5 separate regions of the Mus musculus genome follow, and regions 2, 3, 4 and 5 are each linked to region 1. The links are chromatin loops, found by intact Hi-C in ENCODE. Cell type or tissue: heart. All regions are shown on one strand. Each heading gives the region's core, and the rest is flanking DNA. Links, peaks and the distances in the headings are about the cores only.

What was found. A loop is a pair of places that touch in the nucleus more often than their neighbours do. Peaks named below come from ENCODE experiments on the same cell type or tissue, not always from the same donor. Only the 100,000 strongest peaks of a DNase experiment are listed, where the experiment ranks them.
Region 2: it touches region 1 in a loop (5-fold over the local background); 13 of 42 quality-filtered maps call a loop at or near these places.
Region 3: a loop joins it to region 1, with 3 times the contacts of the local background. A loop is called at or near these places in 6 of 42 quality-filtered maps.
Region 4: a loop joins it to region 1, with 3 times the contacts of the local background. A loop is called at or near these places in 4 of 42 quality-filtered maps.
Region 5: it touches region 1 in a loop (6-fold over the local background); 25 of 42 quality-filtered maps call a loop at or near these places.

The regions. Positions count from the first base shown.
Region 1 is chr5:143,545,037-143,551,122 of GRCm38, reverse strand. It overlaps Fam220a (family with sequence similarity 220, member A), which reads right to left and starts at 2,403. Exons shown (of 2, transcript NM_133703.5): 1 at 1,989-2,403. In heart, for the core only: CTCF peaks have their summits at 2,570 and 3,519 (motif pointing right); DNase peaks (open chromatin) are centred at 2,462, 3,082 and 3,492; H3K4me3 peaks cover 1,769 bases; H3K27ac peaks cover 1,664 bases.
Region 2 is chr5:143,330,923-143,337,008 of GRCm38, reverse strand. 0610040B10Rik (RIKEN cDNA 0610040B10 gene) reads right to left here. Exons shown (of 2, transcript NR_027874.1): 2 at 4,305-4,698. Among named protein-coding and RNA genes, the nearest start is that of 0610040B10Rik, 4.7 kb to the right of the region's middle. In heart, for the core only: a CTCF peak has its summit at 2,924 (motif pointing left); no DNase peak of the experiment used is centred there; H3K4me3 peaks cover 336 bases.
Region 3 is chr5:143,312,485-143,318,570 of GRCm38, reverse strand. It overlaps E130309D02Rik (RIKEN cDNA E130309D02 gene), which reads left to right and starts at 3,211. Exons shown (of 6, transcript NM_172726.4): 1 at 3,211-3,668; 2 at 4,172-4,393. The coding sequence starts at 3,477. It overlaps Zdhhc4 (zinc finger, DHHC domain containing 4), which reads left to right. Exons shown (of 8, transcript NM_028379.5): 8 at 1,739-2,082. The coding sequence ends at 2,029. In heart, for the core only: a CTCF peak has its summit at 3,142 (motif pointing right); DNase peaks (open chromatin) are centred at 3,120, 3,460 and 3,760; H3K4me3 peaks cover 2,529 bases; H3K27ac peaks cover 1,711 bases.
Region 4 is chr5:143,907,513-143,912,512 of GRCm38, reverse strand. It overlaps Aimp2 (aminoacyl tRNA synthetase complex-interacting multifunctional protein 2), which reads left to right and starts at 2,674. Exons shown (of 4, transcript NM_001172146.1): 1 at 2,674-2,932. The coding sequence starts at 2,798. It overlaps Pms2 (PMS1 homolog2, mismatch repair system component), which reads right to left and starts at 2,512. Exons shown (of 15, transcript NM_008886.2): 1 at 2,434-2,512; 2 at 453-592. The coding sequence starts at 2,456. In heart, for the core only: no CTCF peak of the experiment used is centred there; a DNase peak (open chromatin) is centred at 2,602; H3K4me3 peaks cover 3,302 bases; H3K27ac peaks cover 2,310 bases.
Region 5 is chr5:143,431,941-143,438,026 of GRCm38, reverse strand. No RefSeq gene overlaps it. Among named protein-coding and RNA genes, the nearest start is that of Daglb, 30 kb to the left of the region's middle. In heart, for the core only: a CTCF peak has its summit at 3,425 (motif pointing left); a DNase peak (open chromatin) is centred at 3,456.

The DNA.
Region 1 (6,086 bases), core at 477-5,476:
ACCCTTCAAATGCTAGGATTATAGACATGGATCACTGTACCTAGTTTATGCAATACTGGAGACTAAACCCAGGACTCTGTGCATACTAGGCAAGCACTCCACCTCCTGAGCTACAGCCCTAGCCCCGTTGTTTGTTTGTTTTTTGTCTGTTTGCTTGTTTTTAATGTTACAGAACACAGCAATCCAAGATATAACATTTTGTATTAAGTAAGCTCTTGTAGTCTTTCATGTAATTTTCTTTCTTTCTCTCTTTCTTTCCTTTCTTCTTTCCCCCCCCCCTTCACTTTCTCCTCCTCACTCCGGCCCCCACTTGCTCTGGCCCATAGGTTTTTTTATTTGTTTCTCATTACGGTTGGTTGTGAGCTACCATGTGGTTGCTGGGATTTGAACTCATGACCTTCAAAAGAGCAGTCAATGCTCTTAACCACTGAGCCATCTCTGCAGCCCTCATGTAATTTTCTAGCCAAATACAAATCATATGTAAAACTGGACACCAGATTCCAAAGTGGGACTGGATGGGTCCAACACAGACTGCAGACAACTTTTGCTTCATCACCAAAGGTTTTTTGTTTTTGTTTTTGTTTTTTGTTTTGTTTTGTTTCCTTTTTGAAAACTCTGAGCTAACTTGATGTTCACAAATCAGGAAGTCTGATTTCTCAAGTCTGATTTCTCTCGGAGGTGGTTACCAGATCTGGCAGAGACACTGGAGCCATGTTTCTACAGGTAGGTAATTGGCAGGAACACAGGCTTTCTGGTTGATCTCACTTCCCACACCCAGCACTCCACTCATTTGTGGCACCTGCTGTAAAGGCTTGACGGTTCTGCCCCATGGCCTGATATCACTTAAGATGCTACAAGCCCTGCTCATGCTTGTCTAACATTCACAAAGTCCCGAGTTGATCCCGGCAGCACCTCATAACCAGGGTGGTACACACACAACACCTCCCCACCCCCCCCCCAAAAAAGTAAAGAGATTCTGATATGGACCTCAAATTTGGTTTTTCTTAACTCCTTTTAACCAATTTTGATCAACATATTTGGCTTCCGATTTCATGTGGTCTGTGTCATGGACCATTTACACACACCAAGTCCATTACACTCCAACTTGACCCAACTGCAGAAAAACTAGGTAGCACTATACTGAACTGGCGCCTCTGCACACCAGGGAACAACATAAGCACAGTAAGGCTGGGGTTAGGGCTGGCAAACCAATGCACCCACCGGGTTCATTTCCAGAACCACAAAAAACCAAAAACAAAACAAAAACAACAACAAAAAACCTCTGTCAGATTACATGCTTCCCAGGGGTGGAGCCAAGTCCTTCCTTCCAACACAGCCTGTGACACTCCAAGGTGTGTAAACAGAATCCAAGTTCACTATGCAGCCTTTCTTACATTTTGAGACAGAACACTCAGGTCCGTAAGACCTCTCCGCTAGAAAAAAAAGCATTTTGTAAATTCAAGATAGAGAAATGTCAGTCATTTTCAGCAAATGAGGCCTCCAGAATGCTGATGCAGGCATGCTGTTAGTCCACGTCTAAACTGTTGCAGGCCTCTAAATCTGTTTTCCCTCTTTCTCTCTCATCTTCATCCCTATCGCCATTTCTAATCCCTGGTCAGAAGATACCGAAAACATTGGTCAAGACACCATTAACTTTCAACCTACAGTACAAGGATAATATAATATACCGTCACAAAGTTTGGGGAACCAGAATTCACAAAGGAACTCGCAGCTACAGGATCGCCAACAATTTGTCATTTTTGAGGACAAAGCGTCCTAAGGGACCTTCCTGTCATCTTTCCTTGGACCCCACCCCCAGATGTGGGAACCTACCTTCTGAAGCATCCTCTATGCAGAGTAGGGTAACGGGGGTGGGAGGGACGCGGTGTTTGGTTCACACTCAGCCTCAGGCTGATAGCATGAGCCCCTTAGCACCTGCATCCCGCCGAGCCAGGTGGGCAGGGATGCGGAGGGCGCGGCTCACCTACCTGCAGGCGCACGTTGAGCATCATGGAAGCCACGATGTAGAGGTAAGGAAAGTTGATGCGCAGCCGCCAAGCCAAGTCAAAGAAGATGAGCAGCGTGCGGGTCAGCCCCTTGCAGAAGACCCCATAGGAGCGGGCGGCGGCCGAGCGCGACAGCCGGACAGCCAGACCCGACAGAGCCGTCGCCATATAGAGATCCGCGGCGCCCCCACTGCCCGCCCGCCCTCCCTCTCCGCGCCCCGTCGCCCAAGGCCTCCTCTCCCGGGCCGCTGCTCAGCGCTCAGCGATCTCAGGGAGCAAGGGAGACCGCGGCGAGGCCGGCAGGAGGGCGGGCCGCGGGGGAGCCGAGTCTGCGCGTCACTCTCCGGAGGCGACTCCACCAGCTACCACCTGGATTCCCGGCCGGGCCGCGCGGCCTGACGTCACAAAGCCGGCCCGCGCCTGCGCAGGCAGCAGACTCCGCCTCCCGCCCCGCCCCGGGCCGCCCCGCCCCTCGGGCGGCTTTCCTGCAAGTGAAGTGCGCATGAGTTGGAGACTAGGGTTGGCTGCGTTGCATCTGGCGTCCTCTAATGGTGAAGAGTTGAGAATAACGACACAGGGAAAGTGGCGTGGTGGCGCTAGCCTGTTAATATTCCAGCACTCAAGAGACTGAAGCAGGAAAAACATGAACTCAAGGCTGGCTGCTCCTCCAGAGGACCCTCAGTTCAGTTTCCCGTACCCACACTAGGTGGCTCAAAATCCACCTGTAGCTGGCTCCAGGAGAGCCAATATCTGACCTTCCTGGGCATCTGCACTCATTCGCACACACACCACATCCAAATAAAAATCAATCTTTAAAATATAACAGAAAAGAGATGATGCCTGGGTATGGCCACAGGTACTTTATAACACACATATTCCTAAAAATGGTTACAGTGAGACCAGCAAAATGGTGAAGTAGGTAAAATGCACTTCCCATTGCTCCAGAGGATCTGAGTTCAATTCCTGAGACCCTCATGGTGGAAGAACACAAGTGACTCTAGGGTGTTGCCTTCTATGCTGCTCATTTATTTTTGTTAACGTGACACAAGATAGACCAGCAGTTCTCAACCAGTGGGTCGCGACCTCTCTGGAGACCGAACGATCCTTTCACAGTGGTTAGCCTAAGACCACCTGTATATCAGATATTTACATTACGATTCGTAAAATTAGCAAAACTAAAGTTATAAAGTCGTTGTGAAATAATTTTATGGTTGGTGGTCACCACACGAAGAACTGTATTAAGGGGGTCGCGCATTGGAAGGCTGAGAACCTCGTCTAGAGTTATCTAATTCCTAGAGTTATGCTGGAAAAAGGAACCTCAATTGAAAAACTGCCTCCATCAGGTTGACCTGTAAGCGATTCTGTACGGCATCTTCTTGTTTGGTGATGGGTGTGAGAGGGTCCAGGCCATAAAGGGTGATATCAACTCAGCAGCAGCCTCCTGAAACTGGAATAGCAACAGGTTAGCGCTGCCACGCCACGTTCCCTGTTATCCTCAGCTTCACCATTAGAGGGCGCCAGGACGCAACGCAGCAACCCCACTCTACGACTCACACATGTAAGAAAACAAGGTAAACCTGGTGGTCCGTGGTGGTGATGGTGCATGCTTTTAACCCCAGTACTCAGTAGACAGAGGCAGGCAGATCTCTGTGAGTTCGAGGTCAGTCCAGTTTTTAGACTGAGATCCAGAACAGCCAAAGCTACACAGAGAAACCCTGTTAAGAAAAGAAAAGAAATATAAGGCAAAGGCAAATAAATTCTTTTCTCCCCACCTTGTTTTTGGTAATAGTGTTTAGCACAGCAGTAGAAATCAAAAAACACATCTTCCCATCTCCTCCAGCCTGCTGTGTTACATGCATGTATACACACACACAAACACATAAACTAAATAAAATGTGACTTTTGTACTGGCTGGTTTTGTGTGTCAACTTGACACAAGGTGGAGTTATCTCAGAGAAAGGAGCTTCAGTTGGGGAAATGCCTCCATAAGTTCCAGCTGTGGGGCATTTTCCCAATTAGTGATCAAGGAGGGGGGGGAGGTCCCCTTGTGGGTGGTGCCATCCCTGGGCTGGTAGTCCTGGGTTCTATAAGAACTCCATTTTATGCCAGGTACCCATCTTGCTACACGCTAAGCTGTTTGTCTCTGATTCCAGCCCCTGGAAGATAAGTTCCCAGTAACCTTAACTCAGTGGCCCCCACCCAAAATGTATGGCCGTGACTATCTACTTGCTATGATATGACTATCTGCATTTCTGGCTTGATACAGCTTGCTTATACAGAAACTAGAGTTTCTTTAGCCTTCATGTAGACCCCCTGTAACTGTAGTTACAAATAGTTGTAAGTCACTATATGGGTGCTGGGAACTGAACCAAGGTCCTCTGTAAGAGCAGTAAGCATTCTTAACTGCTGAGCTATCTCTCCTGCACTATGAAAGTTGTTTTTTTTTTTTTTTCATGCTCATTTAGTTAACCTGAAGAGAATGATGCAGGAGGAGAGAATGGACCCACATGATCCAAGAAGTGGGTCAACAACTTTTTCTAAAGCTTAGGATATGGTGGTTCACACCTGTAATCGCAGGATTTGGGCAGCTGAGGCAGGAGGATTGCCTGGAGTTCCAGGCTAGTTTTAGCATTGTTACTTCCTCTGAATTGAAGCATTTCTTCCTGGAGGAGGGAGAACATCTCATGTAACGTGAAAGGCTTAGGGAATTTATACAACTTAACAAGGCTCAGGAAGGTAGAAAGTTATAGGATTCACAAGGCTTCTCTCCAAGGTTATATAAGCAGCCAGTAATTGCTGGGTAAAGAAGACTCCCTGAGTGGCTAAGCTCCCTAACACGTTGTTCAGTGAGCTTCAGGGATGCAGCTCTCCTGAGTCATCACCTATGTTGGGGTGAACTATAAGATGACATAGCAGCCTTTGAGTCACCCAGGTTATTGTAAGTCACCTACATTCCTGTAAGTAATTCAATAAACCCACTGATTGACTAAGCTAGAGTAAACAGGGAAGATCATTCCTTTGGTCTGTTGTCTGTGATTATCTGAGATGAATAGATAGCCGTCCACCTCTTCCCAGGGGAAAGTCACACAACGCTGAGCTAAACCAATAAAATTATTACAATGAAGAAGTCCACAAAATTGAGAGTTGTAGCAGGATTTCCCCCCGATTAGTTTAAATATTAATACAAGAAGCCTGTGATTGAACACGGGAAAGGGAGACGGAGCAAAGGGTTTCAGGGACAGGAAAGAGGAGAAGGAAGAAAGATGGAGGAAGAACAAGATGATCCAGAGTCCACAGGGCTTTAAATAGCCACAGGTAGCTCTGAATATCTTATAAGAGATGGATAATTACAGGACAATTTGTCTTATCTAGGTGGGCAATTTATATCATTATCAATTGGCTCAGAAAGTATTGTGTGGGCATCTTGTGAATTGAGAATTTATTGATATATAAATCTGACTGAGTAATTATAAGCTTCTAGAGTTTTGATTTACAGGGTTAAAGGGATTTGTGACAACTAGCTACAGGGGGTAGATGGCTGAGAAGGTACAGGCAAACTGGAGAAGGGAAGACTGCTGACTGGGGCTAACCAAGAGGCAGTGAGACCACCGGGCAGAGATTAGTTGGGAATAGTGTGGGATGGTGCCAATTTTAAAATATTTCCCTCAACAGAGATTATGGTATTTTATTTAATGATACTTTAGAAAGGAAGAGAATCTGTGTGTGGACAAGTTGTGGGACAAGTTACTTGGGAGGCTAAGGTGACAGATGACTTGAGTCCAGGAGTATAAGTCTTGCCTGGATTGCATACTGTCTCAACAACAACAAAACCGAGTGAGGTTGGAGAGGTGACTCAGCGGTTACAATAACTTGTTGAGTTCTTGAAGAGGACTAAGATTGGGTTCTCATCACCCCTATCAGGTGACTCACAACCAGGATACTCCAGCTTGACATGGAGGCGCCCTCTTCGGACACTGTGTACTCACGCTCACTTGTGGAACATGTCGGGGGAGGGCAAAGAAAAAGAATATCCTGTCCATCTTGACCCCAAGCAGGAGACCAGGGCCAAGGAAAGAACAC
Region 2 (6,086 bases), core at 649-5,648, 210 kb after region 1:
GCAAGGTGAGCTTCAGCATTTCGAGCAGAGTACTAGGCTGCCTCTCTTTCCCCCTTTCCTCTAATCATCTATGAAAGTGGGAGCTTGATGACACACTGCTCTATTGTGAAGCCTGGAGTTCAAACCCAAGCATCTCTAACTAAAGGATAAGAACGCCCCCTTCTGGCCTCTGTGAGCCTAACTAAAGGATAAGAACTCCCCCTTCTGGCCTCTGTGAGCCTAACTAAAGGATAAGAACGCCCCCTTCTGGCTTCTGTGAACCTAACTAAAGGATAAGAACGCCCCCTTCTGGCCTCTGTGAGCATCTGCATGCATGCGCACATGTGCATAGACATACAAACAAAATAAACTTTTGAAAACAAATAAAGCATCCTGACACCTCGTTCTAGTTTTATTTCCATTACTGTAATAGAATAACCTCACTAAAAAACAACGTAGGGGAGCAAGGGTGTATTTTAAGCTCATAACTCCAGGTTACAGGATAGCAGGTAAGTTAATGGCAGCTGAGAGCAGAAGGAAATGGATGAGTGGGTACTTAGAACCCAGTTAGCTTTCTCTACTCTTATACAGGTTCAAAACCAGGGAATGGTTCCACTCACAGTTACAATCAAGGTAATTCCTCACTGACATGTCCATAGGCCAACCTGAGCAGTTTTATCTAAAAACGGTAGCAGTAGGTAGTTAGCTAACCCGCTCTGTGATGGGTTACACTCGAGCACCAACCCAAGAGCTCTCTGGATTCGTGAATGAAACACACAGAGACACAGTCAATTAATCAGTTTTGATATGCCGTGACTAGCTTAATGGCTGAGTGCTCCTAAACCTTCTCCTGTTAGCAAACACCTGCCTCTGGTTCTCCTGAGTTAACATCTTCTAAAATCTAGATTTCATCTCTGCTTCCCCAGACCCAATCGGGGAAGTGACCCATGGCCACTTTCCCTGATTCTCACGTCTTTAGGTCTGCCCTTTCTTCTGTCTCGTCATGGAAATCTCTCTTCTTTTCTCCTGATTCCTTGCCCATGCACATCTCAAAGTCTCACTTCAGTCTATCTGCCCGGCCATTGGCCATTGGCCATTGGCTCTTTATTGATTGATCAAAAACCAGTTGGGAACAAGGACCTTCAGTGTTTGGACACTGAGAGTCCCCATTTTGGGAGCCAGATTAATTCAAAGTATTAGTACAAATCCCCAACAGAAAACCTCACTATAACTCTCTTCCTACATGACGCTACATTGTGTCAAGTTTATTATTAAACAACTAACCATCACTCTTACTCCAGAGCCTTCTTGCTTTGTTCTTCTGTTCTGACTGCATTTGTTAATGCCAAGGGTCCTGTTTATGACATTGGTGACCAACATTTGGTGAGTAAATTCTCTTATCCTTACTTTCGAGTTGGAAGAAACCAGAAGACAAAAGAGGTCAGGTAATCTATCTGGAGTCACACTGCATGCTCTATCGGAAGCCAGGAAACGATCCCTGAGCATGCGCATCAGTGCCTTTACAGCTACACTGCTTAAAGAAAATGTTTCTCCCTTAACAGGAACTGTTTCCTGCCTCTAGAGTGTCAGGCAAAGCTCCAGACTTGTGAGCCCCACCCATCTTTATTACAGAATGTCCACAGGCCCCGTTTGGTAAAGGTTAGCTTACTCACTGGGTAGACCAGGCTGGCCTTACACGCACAATCTTCCTGCCTCGGCCTCCCGAGTGCCGGGATGGTAGGCGTGTCCCACTCTGCCTGGCTCTGTGTACACACTCTTTATCCTTGCTTGAGTTCCCAGCCAATATTTCCATTCTGTGTTTCTTGCTGGAACTACCTTTTTGTCAGTCCGAAGCAGAGCTCTAAGGGGGGCAGGACACACTCAGGGTCAAAAGTGTTAGTCACTTCTCTCACTGCTGTTGAGAAATACCTGGCAGATGAGACTTAAGTAAGTGCTTGTTAGTTTTTGTTTTATGTCAGTGAGGACATGTGTAAATATGTGTGTGTGTGTGTGTTGTGAACCGAATGTTAGTGTCCAGTGTTTTCCCTAATTACTCTCTGTCTCACATATAGAATCTCTCAGTTGTAGCCAGAACCTGCTGAATCAGCATGCTGGGGATGTGGAGTGGGGGAGGAGCTGCCGTTTGTGCATTCATGTGTTTCCATGCCCACCTGGCATTATACGGGGATTCAAACTCCTGTCCTCGCGCTTATGCAGCAAGCTCTTTGCCCGTGGAGTCATCTCTCCAGCCCTTAGGGTTTATTTTTATAGGCGTTTGATTCAGGAAGTTATGGTGGTCGAGTTTGAGACGGTTGAACACATTGCATCTGTGGTCAGGACGGCCAGAGGCAAACACTGGTTTTCAGCTCACTTTCCAAAGACCCAGCCCCACAGCATCACCATGCCCATACTGAGCGGGTCTTCCTGCCTCTGTTAAACTGTGTAGTGTTGTCATGGATACCCAGAGGTGTGTCTCCCGGGTGATTCCAAATGCAAACAAGCTGACAATGAAAACTAGTATGTGTTCCACAGGGTTCGTGTTTTGATTACTTGGACCCAGCTGGGGACACTATTTCCATACCAAGTCCCTTCCTTGTCTCGTTTTCTGCTCCCGGTCAACCATTGCCAAGTAACACCCACCTTCTGCGAAACAATCCCACCACCATGGTGTTCTACCCAAGTGCATGGAGCCAAGCAGCTATGCACTGAACCCTCTGAAACCTCAAACACATCCTCCCTTGCTTACGTCGTCTCCAGCAAGTCACTGCTACACAAAAGTACTCAAAACAGAGAGCTATACAGCTTAGGAACAGTCCAAAATGAGTCCCAAAGTGGAGATTTGAGGTTCCTAAGCACAGCGAAGCCATCGCAGAAGCAAAGACAAGTGCAAATTCCAAAAAGTGAATTCGGCACCCACAGGCTGATACAAGCCAGTTCACAGGGATATGCTGTGGCGCCATCTACTGGCCAGAGTAATTTTTGTTCTGCCTCTGCCTACCTCTCTCTCTCTCTCTCTCTCTCTCTCTCTCTCTCTCTCTCTGCCACAGAATAACTTGTGGGAATCAATTCTTCCCTATGATTATGCAGGACCTGGAGATGAAATTTGGGTCGTCAGGGCAACCAGCACCCTAACCCTCTGAGCCACCTAGCAGGCCCTGTTTGAACATTTCCTTCAGTATAAATTTCCATCAGGTATAACTCCCTCCCTCCCCATTCATCCAGCCCGTTTTTATTGAGCATCTACTATGGGGTTCAGATTCTAAAATAGTTGCTACTGATATTACAACAAACTAAAACAAGGCAGGTTTCACCCACAAAGAAAAACACTTCTATTATATCCCTTCTTCCCCCAGTCTGTTTTACCTTGGAAAAATTTCCCATGACCAATACATGTCTCCCACATGAACAGCTATGCAATCTTTATGTCTCTGTGTATGTGCTTGTGAGCATGTGCGGAGGTCATTCCTTAGGAGACACCTACTTGCCTTTATAGCTTATTTATGTGTATGTGTGTTGCACACGCACGTGTGTAATGGGCCCCATGCACACATAGAGGTTGGAGGAGGAGGCCACTGTCATTCTCTACCACTTTCCAGCTATTCCTCGGGGGCAGTGTCTCCTGACAAACTCAGAGCTCTTGTTTCTTTCAGGTAGGCTGACAACCAGCAAGCTCCAGTGATCCTCCTGCCTCTGTCCACTCAAGGTTGGGGTTGAAAGTCTGTAGGGAGAACCGGAGAGATGGCTCAGCAGTTAAGAGCGCTGACTGCTCTTCCAGAGGTCATGAGTTCAATTCCCAGCAACCACATGGTGGCTCACAACTATCTGTAATGGGATCCAATGCCCTCTTTCTGGTGTGTCTGAAGAGAGCAACAGTGTACTCACATTAAGTAAATGTGTAAAAAAGAATTATATAAAAAAAGAAATGGTTACTTAAAAAGAAAGTCTGCAGGGTCCCACATTTGCTTTGGTGTAGGGATACTGGGAGATGGATTCTGGACCTCTGAGTTGAGCTATGATGCTACTCTCCAACTTTTTTTTTTTTTTAAGAGCTTCTCATTGGGATATGTAGCAAATCTACCAGCCTAGACCTGCTATCAGCCAGCCCCTTTGATCTTCCGGATTCTGACTTCCAGCACTGGGTCACAGGTGCATGCCATCATTCCTGGCTTGTTGTGTGTGTGTGTTTCCCCCCCCCCCTCTAAAACAGGGTTTCTCTGTGTAGCCCTGGCTGTTCTGGAACTCACTCTGTCGACCAGGCTGGCCGTGAATTCAAGGAGATCCACCTGCCTCTGCCTCCTGAGTGCTGGGATTAAAGGCCTTCGACATTATGCTTGACTATGTTTGATTTATTTTAAAAGTGGATCTTCATATCGTGGCAAGTACTCTGCACCTGAGCCAGCTCCCCCAGCCCAGTGAGGAAGTCTGTATCCCATTTCTCTAATGTCTCAGACAGTCCTCCCAGGGACAAGGGATCATGGTGTAAAATGATTGATCCTGTCAACCCATCTCATGGCAGGTTAAAACAAACAACAACAAAACCCAACTTGACATCACAGGTCCGGTTTCAGGGGCTGGCAGGAAAATCTAAGAATTCTTTGCTCCATGCATCAAAGGCAACACAGTCCTTTCCAGAAGGCTTGAGTAGAATCCTTGTATTTTGGCTTCTGTCTTTTTCCTATTGCCTTATAAAGCAGATTCCAGCATTTGTGACTGGAGGTTCTGAGTGACAGAGAGGAAAAAAGAAAAGTTAGAGAAACATTTGTTTTCAAAAGTCATCAAAGCACTGAGAAGTTTACCCACAACTTTTACTGTGGAGACCGGGTTCTGTCATGTCTAACCTGAGTTCCCCTTGGCCTCTCTATCCTCTTATATCAAGCACGTTCCTGAGTGTGGGTTACAGGAGTGTGTCTGTATGTCCAGGTCCAGGCTGGCCTCAAACTCACAACTCTCTCCCCCCAACCTCTTGAATTTCCTCTTTCACACCCCCAGCCCCCAGAATTACAGACTGTACTGCCAGATCTGGTTCTGCACAATTTTTTAAGCTATGAATACATCATTGAAAAACTATTTGTAACATTACAAAGTAGACAAGCAGTGGTGGCACACGCCTTTGATCCCGGCACTCAGGAGGCAAAAGCAGGCAGATCTCTGTGAGTTCCAGGCCAGCCTGGTCTACAAGGGTGAGTTCCAGAACAGGACCACCAGAGAAATCCTTTCTTGAACTGCCCTCCCCTGTAAAAAGAAATAGACAAAGGAGAATAGAACATAGTGTCCACAGCAAGAATGTTTTGTTTTGTTTTTCCAGACTGAGCCTCACTGTATGGTCTGGCTATCCTAGAACTCACTATATACACTAGACTGGCCTCTAACTTACAGAAATCCATCTGCCCTTGCCTCCTTCTGGATGCTGGTATTAAAGGTATGCACCATCACTCCTGGCTGAAACTGTCTATAATAGAGATAGGTGTGTCCAATCTGTGGCCTACACACTGAATGCAGGGTCTTACGTAACCTAAGGTGGCTTCGAACTTGTGTAACTGAGGATGACTTTAAACTTACACTCCTTCTGCCTTCACCTCCCCAGAAATAGCATTAGAGGCTTGTGCCACCATGCTAGGTTTCACACGGTGCCTGAGATGGAACCCACGGTCTACCCAGTGACCTACAGCCCCAGTGGAGAGTTTGCAATTTCTATCGACTCTTATGTCCCCTTGAACAAGAAACTCAGCTGGTACCTATTAGTCAATATGTATTTAATGAATGAATATGTATTCATAAATACAAAGTGCTTTTTGGCCAGTCCTATAACCCCAGCACTCATGAAGCCCACTCAAGAGGTACCAGCCTGGGGTACATCATGAGAAATTACATCTCTCACCAAAAAAAAAGTTTGCAGAATACATATTAAATGAGGATGCTTCCATCACAGATGAGGTGGTCAGCGAAGATTTTGTCCTGGATAACTTAACTCACTTACATCCCAACCCTTCTCTTTGTGTGATATAACCAAAGGCAACAGAACACAAGATGAAATGGATGACGGAACCGAGAATCAAAGTTAGTCAGAACAGAAACTTTTAGAGAAGACCACGAAGTCCTTCATTTAC
Region 3 (6,086 bases), core at 1,087-6,086, 230 kb after region 1:
GTGCTTAGAAGTAGATTTATTTAAAAGGTCTTGTGCCTTTTAACCACTTGAACAATAGCTAGAATGTTTCCTACAAGCAGTGTATAAGGCTTCCAGTTTCTCTGCATCTTCACCAACACATTAAATTACCTACCTCTATAGGTTTTTGTTTTGTTTGGGGTAGGTTATCACCATGTAACCCAGGCTTGCTCAGATCCTCAATCCTCCCGCCTCACCTTCCCAAGTGCTGGGAATGCGTGGATTACTGCCCTGCCCAGTTGGTATTGGATTTTGGTATAAGAAAGCTGAGATGCCCTTTGCCCACCGTCGGTCTCTTCTCTCCATGACTTGAGTTACACAGTTGCTCTAATTAAGAGTTCTGATTAGTATTTTTCCTCCTCTGACTTCCAAAAACATTGAATTCTAATTTTTTTACCCCTCCTATTATAAAAATAACACAGTATTCAGATAAGCAAGCATTTGGCTCAGGGTTCTATACGGCTGAGTGGGTAAGGCCCTTGCCATACAAATGAGGACCTCAGTTCGGATCCCAGAATCCGTGTAGAGCACAGTGTGGTAGCACACATCTGGGATGGAGAGGCTGAGAGGTGGGGGCACACATCTGGAATGGAGAGGCTGAGAGGTGGAGACAGAAAATCCCAGAAGCTCACAGGCCAGGCTAGCCTGGCATTGCAGCAGCAAGCTAGCTTCAAGCAAGGTAGAAAAGCACGGACAGATGCCTGACCCCACGCTCTGATGCAGACACACATTGCGTGAACACCCACAGAGAACTTTTGCCCTAAAGGTTTAAAAAGGAACACGCAGTGTGAGACCTCTGCCCCGCCCCTCCTGTGCCAGTTCCCAGATGTGGCCTGGCCTTAGACCCTCACCATCCTCGTGCCATAGTCACACAACATACCAGGGAGAGCCCTGAGCCTTTCCGTTCTCACTGCGCACCAATCCACAGTCTGAGTTGACGTTAATTGCTTCTTGGTGTGCTGTACTGTGACTGACCCAGAGTCTCATTCTTCCTCATGCACAGCCATTTCGTTTGTTATTGTTTTGTTTTGATGTCTTGAGTCAAGGCCTTACTCTGACTTGGGCTGGCCTCAAACTTGCCAACCATTTCAGCCTTGTGAGCGTTATGCTCACCAGCCTGCACCATCGCTCATGCGCAGAGATGCTGGAGGGGCGGGTACTGCTGTCAGCACTCCTGGCCTGCTGTTCCTGTGCTCGGTGGCTTTAAAGAGACAGTCCTCGCAGGATTTTAGTTTAATGCACGAGCTGTCTCCACATATTTGTCTGTAAACAGCAGACTGGCAAAGTACTGTCTGTGTCTTGAGTGACCTTTCTGCCTGTGTGAAAGTTATCCTGCAACAAGCTGTCACACACACTAGGCTCATGCCTGGGCTGCCTGCCTGTGTCTGTGTTGACTGTGACTCAGATCTATGTTCCAAGGGTCAGATTTGAGGCAACTGAAGTGCATATGTGTGTGTATCTGTGTGCTTGCACTTGTGCAATACATGCATGTGACAGACAGACAGGGAGACAGACAGAGACAGAGAAAGAGAAATAGGGAATTTTGAGTGTGGGGCCTCATGAATGCTGGGGCATTGGCACATTTTTCAGCTGTATATACTGCCTGGTGGGTCAGATCTGATGCAGAAGGTCAGCTGAGTGATGAGTCTGCACCACAGGGTCAGGGCTGGTGCTCAGGCATTGAAGGCTATTTGCTAACACTCTGGTTTTCTGCCCACAGCATCTGTTCCTGGCATTTCCAAGGATTGTCTTCCTACTGGGCTTTGTCATCGTTTTGAGCATGCTCCTGGCTGGCTACTTGTGCTTTGCTCTGTACCTGGCTGCCACCAACCAGACCACAAATGAATGGTATAAAGGCGACTGGGCCTGGTGCCAGCGCTGGCCTCTGGTGGCTTGGTCCCCATCAGCTGAGCCCCGGATCCACCAGAACATTCACTCCCACGGGTTTAGGAGCAACCTTCGAGAGATCTTTCTACCTGCTACCCCCAGTTACAAGAAAAAGGAGAAATAGAGCGGAAGTGCCCTGCCTTTTAAATACAGTGCACACCTATTTGTACACATGGATATTTGTTTTCTCATCATTGTCTGTGTTGGTTTCTGCTGTGTGGGCGTGAGTGGGCTTTAGTGGGGAAAAAGAGATGGGAAGCTAGGCTTGCTGAGTTCTCGTGTCTCCCAGGGCAGATTTCCCTCCTGCCTATATTCTGCTAGATCCAGTAACTTCTGAGGTCCTAGTGTGAGAAGGGTCAAGAGATGTCCAAGGCTCTGGGTGACAAGGAGGCCTTTGCCTCTTTCACTGCACCCTTGGGCGCCTGAACTAGGACCATAAAGTCTGTTCCCTGATGTACAAGAGAGTCTCTGGGCTGTGCCCAGCTGCACTCTCTCCCTGGTCTGTTCTTTCCCAGGCAGGGGCCCTTTATCATCTTAACTAAATCCTCTCAGCCATAGGCCTCTTAGTCATTGTATTTGTGAGCCACACGCAAGACTTTTCCATTCTGTTTAAAATCTCTACTCCCCGATGGGCGGTGGTGGTGCACACCTTTGATCACAGTACTCAGGAGGCAGAGGAACGTGGATCTCTGAGTTTGAGACCAGCCTGGTCTACACAGTGAGTTACAGGACAGCCAGGGTTACACTGAGTACCCCTGACTCGAAAAACCAAAAGAAAAAAAAAAATCTCCAGTCTTCATTAACAGCTAGTTTAGTATAAATTGTAAATAAACCATCGCCCATAGATTGTATAGAAATCTTGAGCTGGGGAGTGGGAGTGTTGTAGGGTGGGAGGGTTTTCAGGAACAGGGAGCACGTGGGCTAAACCTTGTACTAAGATTCCCATAGTCCTCCTGGGCTGGGCTAGAGCATAGCAGTTAAGAGGGTCCAGGAGTCAGGAGAGAATTTGGAAACACTGACCCTGGAACAGAAGGATCAGGGCGTGGGGGTGCTTACAAGCATCATTTGTCCTAGTAGTCGCCCCACTCCCGGGGGCGATCAGAGCACGTCCTGGTTGGAGGGGAGCATGAGAAGGCTTGGGTGCGTGGTGCCGGCTCAGAACACCTCCGAGTGTCTGATAATCAAACACCTCTGAAGCCGGAGAAACTCTTGCGAAGACGGCGGGGCGGGGCCTCGTGCTTGCCCGTGCGGGCTTCACCGCCAGGGGGCGCCCACGAGAGCGCGCGGCCGCAGCCCGAGCTTGGCCCCTGCGGGCCGCCGTCGCCATTCAGCCGCCGGTTCGGCCGAGCGGCGTCGGCTCCCGCGGCTCTGGGCGGCGCCGCAGTCGGACCCCAGGATACTCGCTGGCCCGTGGCGGCGGCGGCAGCGGCGACGATGGTCCCCTGAGCGGGTTGGCGCCTGTTAGAGGCGGGCGGGCGCCGCGACCCTGCCCGCGTCGGGGCCCAGGCCGGTCGCGCCTCTTTGTCTCCGGGCGGAAGTAGGACTCGCGGCGGGGACAGGGCGGCCGCACCATGAGCGACATCCGCCACTCGCTGCTGCGGCGCGACGCGCTGAGCGCCGCCAAGGAGGTGCTGTACCACCTGGACATCTACTTCAGCAGCCAGCTGCAGAGCGCGCCGTTGCCCATCGTGGACAAGGGCTCCGTGGAGCTGCTGGAGGAGTTCGTGTTCCAAGTGCCCAAGGAGCGCGGCGCGCAGCCCAAGGTGCCCGCCCCGGCCGTGCCCTCGCTCGGTGACAGGAGCTCGCCCCGAGGTCTCGCTCCTCTTTCCGCTCCCCCGGCCTTGCAGTCCAGCGGCGTTGCTCAGCCGCGTGCCCGTTTCGCAGGCGTGTGACAGTCGCCCACCAATGAATGATCCGGGGTGGTGGCTTTGTGAACTGGCTACTTAACATCCCTCTGGGATGTCGCTTAACTAGATGCAGGGTTTTTTCCTTTGCTTATTCATAGAGTTAAGCCCCCCCGGGCTTAGGCTTCTGAAGGGTGAAAAAAATACACCCTGGGAAAAAGAATAGATCTGTTTTCCTTTTTCAAACACTGTCTTTCTGTGTACCATGTATCTCGGGCCAGCCTGAAACTCATTATCGGCTAGACTCAGCCTCGTGTGCGCTGGGATTCTAAGCATCCACTTCCCTAATCTCTTAGGGTGGGAGCTAAGGGGCAGGTGGAGGCCCTCTTCTCACAGCTTCTCTTCCGGGTTTGTTTTTACAGAGACTGAATTCCCTCCAGGAGCTCCAGCTTCTTGAAATCATGTGCAGTTACTTCCAGGAGCAAAGCAAGGACTCTGTGCGGCAGATCATTTTCTCCTCCCTTTTCAGCCCCCAAGGGAACAAAGCCGACGACAGCCGAATGAGCTTGTTGGGAAAGCTGGTCTCCATGGCCGTGGCCGTGTGTCGGATCCCCGTGTTGGAATGTGCGGCCTCCTGGCTCCAGGTACTGCTCTCGAAATAGCGTCTCCCACAGTCTCCGTAGACAGGATAACAAGAGTTTGGATGTTCGTAGAGGTCTTTTACACGTGCGTGATGTCATCGATCATCCCTGCCTGGGTGCTACACCCAGTCCCGTTTTTTTTATGGAGCAAACATTTTTTTTGTTTCTTTGATTGACTTTTTTTTTTTGAAAAAAGAATTTGGTATGTAGCCCAAGCTGAATTCAACCCTCATGACCCTTCTACCTGAGTCTCTTGAGGATTATAGGGTCCACGTGTCTGGCTCTGGAATTGTAGCCTTCTTGTACACAAAGTAGTAAAATTAGGATTTGTTTCATTTTGAAACAGGTTCTGATTATGTAGCCTGGGCTGTCCTGGATCTCAAAATGTAGACCAGGCTGGCCTTGAACTCAACCCAGACCAGGTGTCTCTGCCTCCCTAGCATTTGCTATTAAAGGTGTATGCCATCACACCCAGCTTACTTTTAGTATTACTGTGCATGTGTGATGTGTGTGTGGTTGCCTGTGCCACAGCACATCTGGAGAGGCCTGAGGACAGCTGTGTGAAGTCGGGTCACTACTGTCACCTTTTTTTGAGACAGGGTTTCTCTGTGTAGCACTGGCTGTCCTGTAACTCACTGTGTAGACCAGGCTGGCCTTGAACTCAGTAATCCGCCTGCCTCTGCCTCCCGAGTGCTGGGATTAAAGGTATGCGCCACCGCCACCTGGCTTCCTTGGCTCCTTTTCATCTTAAATTTGTAAAATTATTTGTTAATGTGGAACTGTTTTGCGTGGGGATGTTGTGTCTGTGTACCACCTGTATGCTGCTGCTCACACTGTGGAGGCTGGAAGCGGAGCGGGCTTTCGATCCCTGCAACTAGAGTTACAAATGGTTGTGAGCCACCATGTGGGTGCTAGGAATCGAATTTGGGTCCTCTGGGAGAGCAGCCAGTGCCCCTAACTACTGAGCTGCCTGTCTAGCCCCCTACTTCTTTTGTCCTTATGCTGTTACAGAGCTTTCTCTCAGGTTGTCGGGCTTGCAAGGCAAGAGCTTAACTGGCTGAATCCTCCACCATCCCCCACCATCCCCCACCATCCCCCACCATCCTCCACCATCCCCCACCAACCATCCCCCACCATCCTCCCAGTTTGCGTCTTACTGTATGGCCTCGATTGGCATGGAATTCACTCTGTAGACCAGGCTGGCCTCTAACTCACAAAGATTTGCCATCCTTGGCCTCCCCAGATTAAAGGTGTGTGACACCACACCCAGCCTTAAATTAATTTTTTGATAAACAAAACAAAAAGGCCTCATCTTCAGAATAAATGGAAAATCTATTTCTCAGGCAAAATGATTGGATTTTTAAAACAGTATGCGGAGGGAAGGAGAGATGGCTTAGGAGTTAAGAGACTTGTTCACACAAAGGACCCAAATCCAGTTCTTAGAGCACCCATATCCTGCTCCCAAGTGCCTATAACTCCAGCTCCCGGGAATCCCTTCCCCCTGTTCTCCTTGAATGCCTTTACGCACATGTATGGGTCTACTCAAACAGACACACGGGGCTACACACCATGAAAAGTAAAATCTTAAGAAAAACAAGTTTAACTATGTAGCTTAGGCCAGCCTACAACCTCCTAATCCTTTTGCCCCAGGCTTCCTAGTGCTGAGACCGAGCCTTGAGCCACCACACCCAGCTGT
Region 4 (5,000 bases), core at 1-5,000, 360 kb before region 1:
TCAATGCAAACACATTAATTCACCAAATTAGAGTGTGGTACGTTACGTTTTCGGTCTGTCAAGAAGCCCCCTCTCAGTAGGGAGTTGTGTGTATTGTGCTTCCCCTGGGAAAGTCTTTCACACAACTGTTAACATCAAAATAATAGGTATAGCAGTATTTGTTTTCTAATAATCCAGTAACGTTTCTGATATAAATAGCATAAATGATTACTTCTTGTTGCTTAAAACTCTTCCAAACCATGGGCTGGAGACATGGCTCAGCGGTTAAGAGCACTGACTACTCTTCCAGAGGTCCTGAGTTCAATTCCCAGCAACCACATGGTGGCTCACAACCGTCTGTAATGGGATCAGATGCCTTCCCTCTTCTGATGTGTCTGAAGACAGCTACAGTGTACTCACATATATAAAATGAATAAATTAATCTTTATAAAAAAGAAGTTTCCCAAACTTACCAATAGTAGTAGCACCAGCATCTACACTATTTTCTATCAACTCCTTCACAGCGGTGCTTAAACTGAGTACCACCTGCCCAGAACAAATTTGATGGACTGACTTCCCATCAATAGGCTTGATGGCCTTAGCACATTCTGTACTAAAACAAAACGAAACAAACCAGTCACAAAACACAAAATCGATACTTAGACAGAGCAGATACTTCAATCTTGGTAAGTGGCTGATCTGTAACTAGTTAGCCTAACCCACTCATTATATGAACACACTCATTTCACTTGCAGATATGAATGCTCGCCAATCTTTTAACACTCGTTTAATATGTATTTAAAATTGAAACTGAAAAATCTAATTATCCATGCATCTATATGGAGGAGACCTGTTGTAACCCTCAAGGGACAGATCAATAACACAGAGTTCTTTTACAACACAGAGTTCTTCATTCTTGAAAAGTTGAATAACTTTTCAACATTAGTTTTTTTGGTTTTTTTTTTACACTTTTTTTTTTTTTTGGTTTTTTGAGACAGGGTTTCTCTGTATAGCCCTGGCTGTCCTGGACTCACTCTGTAGACCAGGCTGGCCTCGAACTCAGAAATCGGCCTGCCTCTGCCTACCGAGTGCTGGGATTAAAGGCTTGTACCACCACGCCTGGCTCACAATTCTTAAAAAGTCAAAGTTTGGTGGGAAATACTGGTTGACAAAAATCATCTTCCAACTATGTAACTATTCTCATAATTGCTTTTGAAACCTGTACCCAAATCCATGCTGCCTACACTGCTCTGATGAAAGTCCTCAGAGCTCATGTTTGAGACAAGAGTTCATTCTCAGCCTCCAAATGATAGTCCCACCTCACGACCACACTCAGCGAACGGGTTAAGTCTCTTTCTGTCCTGGCTGGCCTAGGGTAATCGCCTTTTTGTCTCCAGTTTACCCTGATTGCTACCACCAGTTTTGTTCACTCTGACACAGGTTCCAAGGTAGCCCAGAGCGCCCTCAAACTCCCTATGTCGTTAAAGGTAACTATGAACTCCTGCTGAGCCTGTTCCTGCTCGGATTATAGGTGTGGCTTGATTCCCACCAATTTCTTTTTACAATTACAAATCCAGTCGAAAAAAATCTTTAGGTTTAAATTTTTAGTGGTGCTCATTGCCTATCATATGAAGTTTGAAGTCTAGCAACGACAAGGTCCCAATCTACTATCACTAATTCCCCTACGGTTTAGTCACCATAAAAATAGTTTCCCGGCTATGAAATGCCCCATAAAAGTATAACAGAACATAGGTGCATCCTTGCAGTAACAATTTTAGGGTATTTTCCATATGGTCTGACATATAGTAGACTTCCAAAAACCCTGGTGAAATAAACCAACCAACCTCTTTTCTCTTCAATCTACCTTGCACAGAACCTCGCTGGTTATCACAGCACTCGGGTGTTTGAAGTAGGAGGATCCCGAGTTCAAAGCACTACCTCAAAAAACCAAAACAAACACTTGCACTCGTTCTAACTGCAAAGGATCTCTGGGGAAATCACAAGGTTAAAATACAGACAGCAAATTTGCATTTACAAATCTGTCACCGAATGTAACTGTGCTGGCCTTCGAAGATGTGCTTCACTGCTATGATGCCGCCTGTGAACACTACACCAAACGCACAGAAGCACCTCAATATAATAAAAGTTAAAAACCCTATTGACTGCAAGATCAGCGTGAGCCTTTAAGCCTCCCTCCCCAAGTCTTCAAGAATAAAGACTCAATAAATAAACAAACAGCGGAAACGAATTTTGTCTACGGCGACTGATTTTCGTGCTGGGTTTCAAGTGCACGGCCTGTGGCGGGAGGATGCCGAGGAAATAGCTTCCTCACAGAGGACCCGGTCCAGTCCGCGAGCTTGCCCGCCTCGCGCCTCAGCCACTTCCGGTCCTTTCAAGAGACCGGGATACCGGGAACTCTATAGAATGCGCCCGGAGACCACAAGTCCAGCTCACCTCACGCCTTCGGTTTGCTCCATGGATGCAGGACTCCTCCAGTCACAGTCACCGCGGGAGAGTTGGCGCTGCCGCTCTCGGGAAAAGACGCGTCTCCTGGAACACCCATTGGTTGCTTTTGACATATGATCCGCCCCTTCCGGGCGGGCTAGCGAAGGCATGCCAAGACCTCTTTACCGGTGATTGGCCAACTCAAAGGTCAAGTTGGTGACGTTAGACCAGCCCGGCCAATGAAAGCTCGGGGACTTCATTTTCCGGAACGCCAGCAGCAGAGTCAGAAAGAAGGCGGCTGCTGTCTGAGGTGGCCTTGGGTGGCTTCTGAGCGTTCCTGTCCCTCGCCCGCTACCTTCCTTGGGTTCCCACCATGCCGATGTACCAGGTAAAGCCCTATCATGGAGGCAGCGCACCTCTGCATGTAGAGCTTCCAACCTGCATGTACCGGCTCCCCAACGTGCACAGCAAGACCACCAGCCCCGCCACCGACGCGGGCCACGTGCAGGTAGGAGCGTGCGGCCCCTGCCTGGTGCGCAGGCGCCGTTCGTGCCGCGCCGCACCCTGCCCTATCCCTCGTCCAGTCTAGCGCGCCGGCGCTGTGTCTGCCTAGGGTCCCGGTCCCTTCTGCGGCCGGGTCCGACAAAATCCTCCTAGATGAGTGCTGCTGTGGGTTCCTGTCACGATCTCCAGGCGCACAGAAAAGTGAACAACACGAAAAATGCTCATTCGGAGGAATTTTCAGAGCGATCCCAGGGTTACCATAACCCAGGTTGACGGGTTTAGTGCCCCATCCTTCCCAGTTTAACTTTTCCACAAGAGGTCCCGACTTTTACTGTAGTTATGTGTTGTTTTTTTCGCGGTTAGGTTGTGGAGGCTATCTTTAAGCTATATAATCTTGATGGTCTGGAAACATAGTATGTGTTCTGTTGTCTGGCATACTGTACAAGATTTTGTTATAACGATAGTGAGTGATCTTGTTCCTGGCCACACCCCGCTTATTTATCTGCCCGGTCCTCACTCATGGGCGCTGGAATTTATAGACTAGCTAACATAAATAGCCTGTATAGGAATGGAATTCCTGGCCCAGTGGGCAGGTTTGCCTTCCACTTTTTAAGTTCTTTTTCAAAGCGGTTATACAGGTTTAAGCTGTTACCAGCAGGATAATGGAGACATCCTAATGTAGTTTTAATTTGGATGTCTCCAGTTTCTAAGTAAGTTGAGGTCCTTTTTCGTGTTTCCTGGCCATGGGAGTGTGGGGCAGAAACAGTGCCTTTGTAGCCCAGGCTGTCCTGGGATTCTTACAGCCAAAGATAATCTTGAGCCCTTTCTCCACCAGTGGAGAAAGAGCTTCCAAGTGCTGGGGTTAGAAGTGTGTGCCTGCCTAACTCAGAACAATTATCTTACCATGCTTATCACTATTGTTTGATCTCATTTTCTTTCTTTCTTTTTTTTTTTTATTTTGGTTTTTCGAGACAGGGTTTCTCTGTGTAGCCCTGGCTGTCCTGGAACTCACTCTGTAGACCAGGCTGGCCTCAAACTCAGAAATTCACCTGCCTCTGCCTCCCACCATCTCGTTTTCTAAAGACTAAAATTTGTTAGGTCTCAAATGGCTAACTGAGGTGCCCTTTAACATATCAAAGCAGACACTGGCCCTCAGGTCCACCCAGCACCCCTCAGTCTCTACCAGTGACAGGGCCTCCTGGTTGGTTTACCCCATCCCCTACCCTGAAATCTCCAGCCCAGAACTGAGCAGGGCTTCCCTCTCCCTAGCTCCTCTGGCTGCTACATAACTAAGCCGTTTGGCTATGCCAACGTCCCAGCTCAGGCTGGCCACGTTCACTCCGGACTCTCCAGCTGTCCCTGCCTCTGCTCTCCCTTTTATCTACAATAAACTTTACCCTCCAACCTTAGGAGTTGTCGCGCTCTTCCTTTTACGTTCTTCCCCACCCCTTTCAGTTTTCTACTGATTATCTATCGCAGCCCAGATTTCCAGCAGATAGAAAATGGGGCATTTTGGATAAATACGTAAAGAGATGCCGCTGTGGGCATCTCCTGATCCTTGTCATCCCTGATTTTGCCTACACTGGGAGAGAAGTGGTTAATTCAGAACCTGGTGGTATTAACAGTTGTCCAGCTGCGGAACTATGAAAACAAGAGCAGACATGGATCAGTGGTCCGTCAGCTAGACGCCGTCTTGGCCCCATAAGTGAGCATCTGAGTTTGACCCCTGGAATCTACATGGAAGGAAAGACTCAATGCCCCTGTGCTGTCCCCTGACCTCCAGTCACATGTGCACACATAATAAATGTAGAAAAACGAAATAAAGCCTATAGCAACTGTGATTGGTTTCTTAATGCATGCCAGACTGTACTTGGCAAAGAGGATGCGTTGGTACAAAGGATGAGCTGTTGGCTCTCTGTGGAGTTACTCTCTCAGTAGTGACTGCTCCAGATGACCAAGATAGGAGAATGCCAGTGCTGCCTTAAAGCAGTGCTCAGACTTGATCACTTGCTCCAGGGAGAGGCTTCCAAACTGGAGGGTGCTTCAAAGCCTGAGTTCCAGGCTGAAAGACA
Region 5 (6,086 bases), core at 532-5,531, 110 kb after region 1:
GAGCTCAGGGGTACTGGTTAGTTCATAATGTTGTTCCACCTATAGGGTTGCAGATCCCTTTAGCTCCTTGGGTATTTTCTCTAGCTCGTCCATTGGGGGCCCTGTGATCCATCCAATAGCTGATTAATGAAGGTTCTTAAACACTTTAACCTCCCTTGTAGCCCAACACCCCCCAGAGGTAGTAGGAAAGAAAGAATACAGAGGAAGTGGACTTGTTCAGAAAGGTTCTTTGGAGCAACTCCCGTCTGTGTTGTCTGGAAATCAGCAGTTCAGTTCACAGGCTAGCAGGCAATGGCAGCTCGATCCACTCACAAACCCCTCATGGATACACCAGCAGTCCAGCTCAGTAGAGTCGGGTTAGCAACAGTGGTGATAGGACCTAGCAGAGACAGCCAGGCCTCAGCCTTGGCTCCAGTCAGCAGGAGGGACCAACAGGAACACCAGAAGAAGTTCTCAGCTGTGCCTCTCTCAGGGAAGTGAAGATCAGTGAAGACACAAGACTCATAAGCATTATATAGCTAGCTGTACCAGCAAGCCAAGCTCTGTCTCCATCATGCCATGGAGTCCTGTTTATACCCTCTTGGCACGTGAATCCAGTAAGCCTACATCCTCAGGGTCCCAACAAATGGAACTCAACTATGCAATGTAAGGTGGACCAATACATGTGTATCATTAGTAAAGAGTCCTTCATCACGTGTCCTTTCACGTGCCTGCTTTAGCAGAGCATCCTATCTCCTGTGTCTGCTTCAGTGAAAAGTTCCTTCACAAGTCTGCTTTAGTCTTTCACCTGTGTCCACTTTAGGAAAACACTCCTTCACGTGTTTACCCCAGCAAAACAACCAACCGACTTTGCAAAGAACCCTTAAGTTTCCATTTCACCCGATATCCCATCCTGTCTAGCAATCTGAGCAAGGCACCAGTTGCCAAATGGCAGGTATCTTAATCTGGGGCAGCTATGAGCAAGTCATCAGTGTACTGCAAGAGAGTTATCTGGGGGTGGGGCTGCCTCTACTCACCCAAGACTTCATGCAATGCCTCATTAAAGATGATGGGCAGGCTGGTGAGATGGCTCAGTGGGTAAGAGCACCCGACTGCTCTTCAGAAGGTCCGAAGTTCAAATCCCAGCAACCACATGGTGGCTCACAACCACCCGTAATGAGATCTGATACCCTCTTCTGGTGTGTCTGAAGTCAGCTACAGTGTACTTATATATAATAAATAAATAAATAAACAAACAAACAAATAAATCTTAAAAAAAAAAAAGATGATGGGCAAGTTCTTAAATCCTTGTGGCAGCCTGGTCCATGTTGAGTCCGCTCTCCGGATTGCTCCGTTCAAGAGTGAAACAAAGGTTCACTAGCTAGGACTAGTGGCAAACTAACAAAGGCATCCTTAAGGTCCAGTATGGGATAGACGTCTCATTCAGGAGGCAGACTGCTCAGTAGGGTTTAAGGGTTGGGCACCCTTCTGTTGACTTCTCTTAAGTCTCTTATGGGCCAGGAGTCATTGGAGTGGGGTTTTCTTACTGGCATATGGGGTGTGTTCCAGGTGATTTACAAGCAACCAGTATCCACTGCTCCCAGAGTCCAGCTATGTGTGGCACTATTCCCTATCTTGCTTTCCTAGGCCTGGGGTATTGGTAGACTCTGGCCAGGCTAGCATTGGCATTTAGCTACATCAGGATCAGAGCACAATGTCTGGCTAGCCCTGTGGGATTTTTCTCAGCCCATACCCCTGCAGTTTTCCCCATATCCTCTCTAGGCATAATCCTTATTAATGTCTAGAGGAGGTGTGATATAGAGGTTATATTCTCCTAATGGCACAGTCAATGGCCACATATATATATGGCCATTCTTGTTTAGGACCTATACTCCCTCAGGGCCAACCCTGAGGTGGGGTCAGGAGTGGATATGGGCACTCTAGGATGACCAAAAAAGATCTCATCCCATCATATATCCACTCTTCTTCAGGTAGTCCATGAATATTGATTGGTCCCAGTAGCTCTTTATGTAAATACATATTTTATTTTTTGGATTGGTGTCCCATGGGTTGTTTCAAGATTGAACTTTGTGCCCCAGTATCTACCATGAAATCTATTGTCTTCCCCTCCACCTTTAGGGTTACCTAGGGCTCATGGAGGGGGTGTGAGCCCTGATACCCTCAGTCACTCAGTTCTTCTATTTCCAACACCTGTGATTCCCTTTTATGGCTCTTGGGACATTCCGCCTTACAGTGGCCTGTTTCTCTACAGTACACACATTGATCCTTTTTGGAGCCAGGAGCTCTACTCCTTTTCCATATGCTATATTCTTCAACACTTGGGTATCAGCTTGCTCGCTCTCTTCCAGTAGCTGCCAGAAGCACCTTGGCGAGTTCCCTGGTCTACGGGTCCTCCAGAACCTCCCCGTGAAGTGGAAGCATCTGGTTTCTTTGGAAAGTCAGTTGTGCGGAATGGTGTCTCACTACAGCAGACACATGAATAAAAGTTTTCCTGAAGTGGACATGGGCGAAAGTATGTTTCGCTAATCAGACTCACGAAGGGACGTCTTGCTGAAGCAGACACAGGTGAAAGGACGCATAATGAAGGATTCTTCGCTAATGACACACGTGTATTTGTTTGCTTTACGTCAGTTTGTTGGTACTCCATGGAGAGAAACCCACCAGAAAACTTCTCGAGAGGTTCCTGTGGCTTCTTGCCACTTCGGAGGACTTGGGCCAGTTGGCAGAGTGATGTCAGCTGATACAAACTCACATGAAGTTTTGCTAAGACAGACTCACATGCTTAGGCAAGACAGGTGGTGAGGCAAGAACGGTGGAGGACCTGTGATGTTTGGAGGGAGCATAAGTCTTAATGGACAGTGGTGACAGGGCTTGCATAGCTAGCTTTGCAATGCTTCTTGGTCTCTTGTCCTCACTGATCTTTGCTTCGCTGAGAGAGGCACAGCTGAGAACTTCTCCTGGCGTCCCTGGTGGTCCTGGTCCCTCCTGCTGACTGGTGCTGATGCAGCTGAGGTCTGGCTATCTTTGCTAGGTCATGTCACTGTTGCTGATTTGTGTTTGCTATTCCTACACTACTGAACTGGACTGCTTGTATATTTGTGAAGTGTTTGCAGATGGATCAAGCTCCTACTGATGACTCCTGTGAGCTGAACTGCCGAGTTCCTGACAACACAGATGGGATTTGCTCCATAGAACCATTTCTAAACAGGTCTGCTGTCCCCATATCCTAATAAACTTTTTTCCCCCACTACCTCTGGTGGGATAGAAGGGAGATTAACACATTTAAGAGCCATTATTAAAATCAGGGTTAAGAAAAATTAAAGCCTCCATCCCTGATATTAAAGATGTTCTTGGCCAGGAGTTCAGTCAGGTGCTTTCCTTTGAATCCTGTTAGCCTCTGGAGTGTTCAGCGGATGTCTGGCTCCACCTAGTGGACGAATGCCAAGTTGACCTCTGGGGAGGTCACAGGGGTCAGCTTCTGATCAGCTTGCACCAGGTGGCTAGTGGTCTGCATTCCTATGTCATGAGCATTTAACCACAGGATGAGATGGCGCTGCCGAGCCCAGATGGCCATCCTGAGATAGGTTTCCCATTCTTGTGGACCTCTCCAGGGTGTTCTATGGGAGAGGAGGGGGTTTTTATGACCTTGTTCCTGGATTTTATGGTCTGTTCCTGGATCTGGTGACTTATGGCCTAGTTTCTGGGACTGGGGCTTTCTTTTTGAAGACAGGCCTGGTCCCGAAATGGAGACGAATGGAGTATGTGCGGTCCTTTCATTTCTCCCACCACCAGGCTTAACTCCACAGTCCCTGCATGTGAGCAGATGCCTGCAAAAGCCAGGAAAGGAGAGGGCATCCGATCCTCTACAGCTGGTTCCAGGTGGTTGTAAGCTGCCAGATGAGGGTGCACGGAACAGACCTGTGGTCTCTGCAGGGGGACTGCATGCTTTGAACAACTGAACCATCTCTGCAGCTTCTATGCATCTTCTTCAGCCCTATACACACAGCAGAACTCTTTGTAGGCATTTCCTATCTAAGGAAATAACATTGTTAGGCAAAGGTTGAGGGTGTGTAGGTCAGGTGTGGGGGTGCACACCTTTAATCTGGGAGCAGACGCTGGACGATCTCTTGTGAGTTAACAGTTAAGTCTTATCTACATAGTGAGTTTCAGGCCATCTTCATAATGAGACCTTGTTTTAAAAGAAAAAGTTAGGGATGGAAATACTGCCCAGAGGTTAAGAACACTGGCTGTTCTTCCAGAATACCCGGGTTCAATTCCCCACACCTAAATGGAGGCTCACACTATCTGTGACTCAGTCTCCGGGGATTCAATAGCCTCCTCTGGCCTCCATGGGCACGAGGCACCTGCACCCACCCCACATAGTATACACACGCACAAGCACACGCACGCGCGCGCATACACACACACACACACACACAGGCAAAACATTCATAAAATAAGTAAATCTAAATTTAAAAAAAATTAAGATGAATGGATTGCTATTTTAATAGCTACTATTTTTTAAATAGTTGATTTTAATTTTAATCGTCAACTTGAGAAAATCTAGAACCACTAGGTGTTGTAGGAAAGTGTCTCAAAGAGAAGTCTAGAGAGGGCTGGCCTGTGGCCATGTCTGTGGATGAATACCTTGATGGCACTATTCGACATGGGAAGAACTGTGGGCAGTACCATTCCCTAGGCAGAGGTTGCTTCTTTTTTTCTTTTTCTTAGATTTATTTATTTATTATATATAAGTACACTGTAGCTGTCTTCAGACACACCAGAAGACAGATCTCATTACAGATGGTTGTGAGGAACCAAGTGGTTGCTGGGATTTGAACTCATGACCTCTGGAAGAGCAATCAGTGTTCTTAACCACTGAGCCATGTATTCAGCCCACAGGGGTTGCTTCTTGATGGTGGATATAACGTGACCAGCTAGCTGTCTCCAGCTCCTTTCTGCTGTGACTTCCATTCAATGATCTTACCCAGAACTGAAAACTAAAATAAAATCAATAATTTCTCTCTTAAATCACTTTTATTAGGGTATTTACTCACAGTAAGGATGAATCTGGAACACATGTTAGTGGACCTTTAAGAAAAACAACAAAAAACAAAGTTATCCTAGGTTTGCTCATCAAGTCCCCACCTTTTTTCCCTGCCTGTGCCGTGCTCCTGTTCAATTCTGGATGATGACGATGACGACGATGATGACGTCGATGATGATGACAATGATGATGATGACGTTTTGAGACATGGCCTTTCTCAAGATCCTCCTGCCTCAGGTTCCTGGGACTCCACCTGTGTCACCATACCCAGATATTGACTTTTGTTTGTTTGCTTGTTTTGGGACAGGATTTCTCTATGTAGCCCTGGCTGTCCTGGAACTTGCTATATAGACCAGGCTAGCCCTGAACTAATTCACTTACCTTTGCCTCTGGAATGCTGGATTAAAGGCATGCACCACCACCACTTGGCTTTTTTTTTTTTTAATGGTAATAGATGTTATTAGACGCGTTCTCACGACCGGCCAGGAAGAACACCACAGACCAGAATCTTCTGCGGCAAAGCTTTATTCTTACATCTTCAGGAACAGAGTGCAAGAAGCAAGAGAGCAAGAAGCAAGAGAGAGCGAGAAGCAAGAGAGCGAAAAAGCAAGAGAGAGAGAGAACGAAACCCCGTCCCTCTTAAGGAGCATTCTCCTTCGCCTCGGACGTGTCACTCCCTGATTGGCTGCAGCCCATCGGCCGAGTTGACGTCACGGGGAAGGCAGAGCACAAGTAGTCATAAGATACCCTTGGCACATGCGCAGATTATTTGTTTACCACTTAGAACACAGCTGTCAGCGCCATCTTGTAACGGCGAATGTGGGCGCGGCTCCCAACATCTCCCCCTATCCTTTTAATAAGAGCAAATAGGCCACCCATATTAATGAGAGTGGAGATAGAGGTCAAATCCCCAGTGTGTAGGTAAAGGAGCCATGTACAGGATTAGCTCCCAGGCTCACAGGCTTTTACCCAGAGCAACCCTGACCTGCTCCCGTGTCGTTTTGCCTGGGGGAAGGGAACTAGGACACTGAACCTTCAT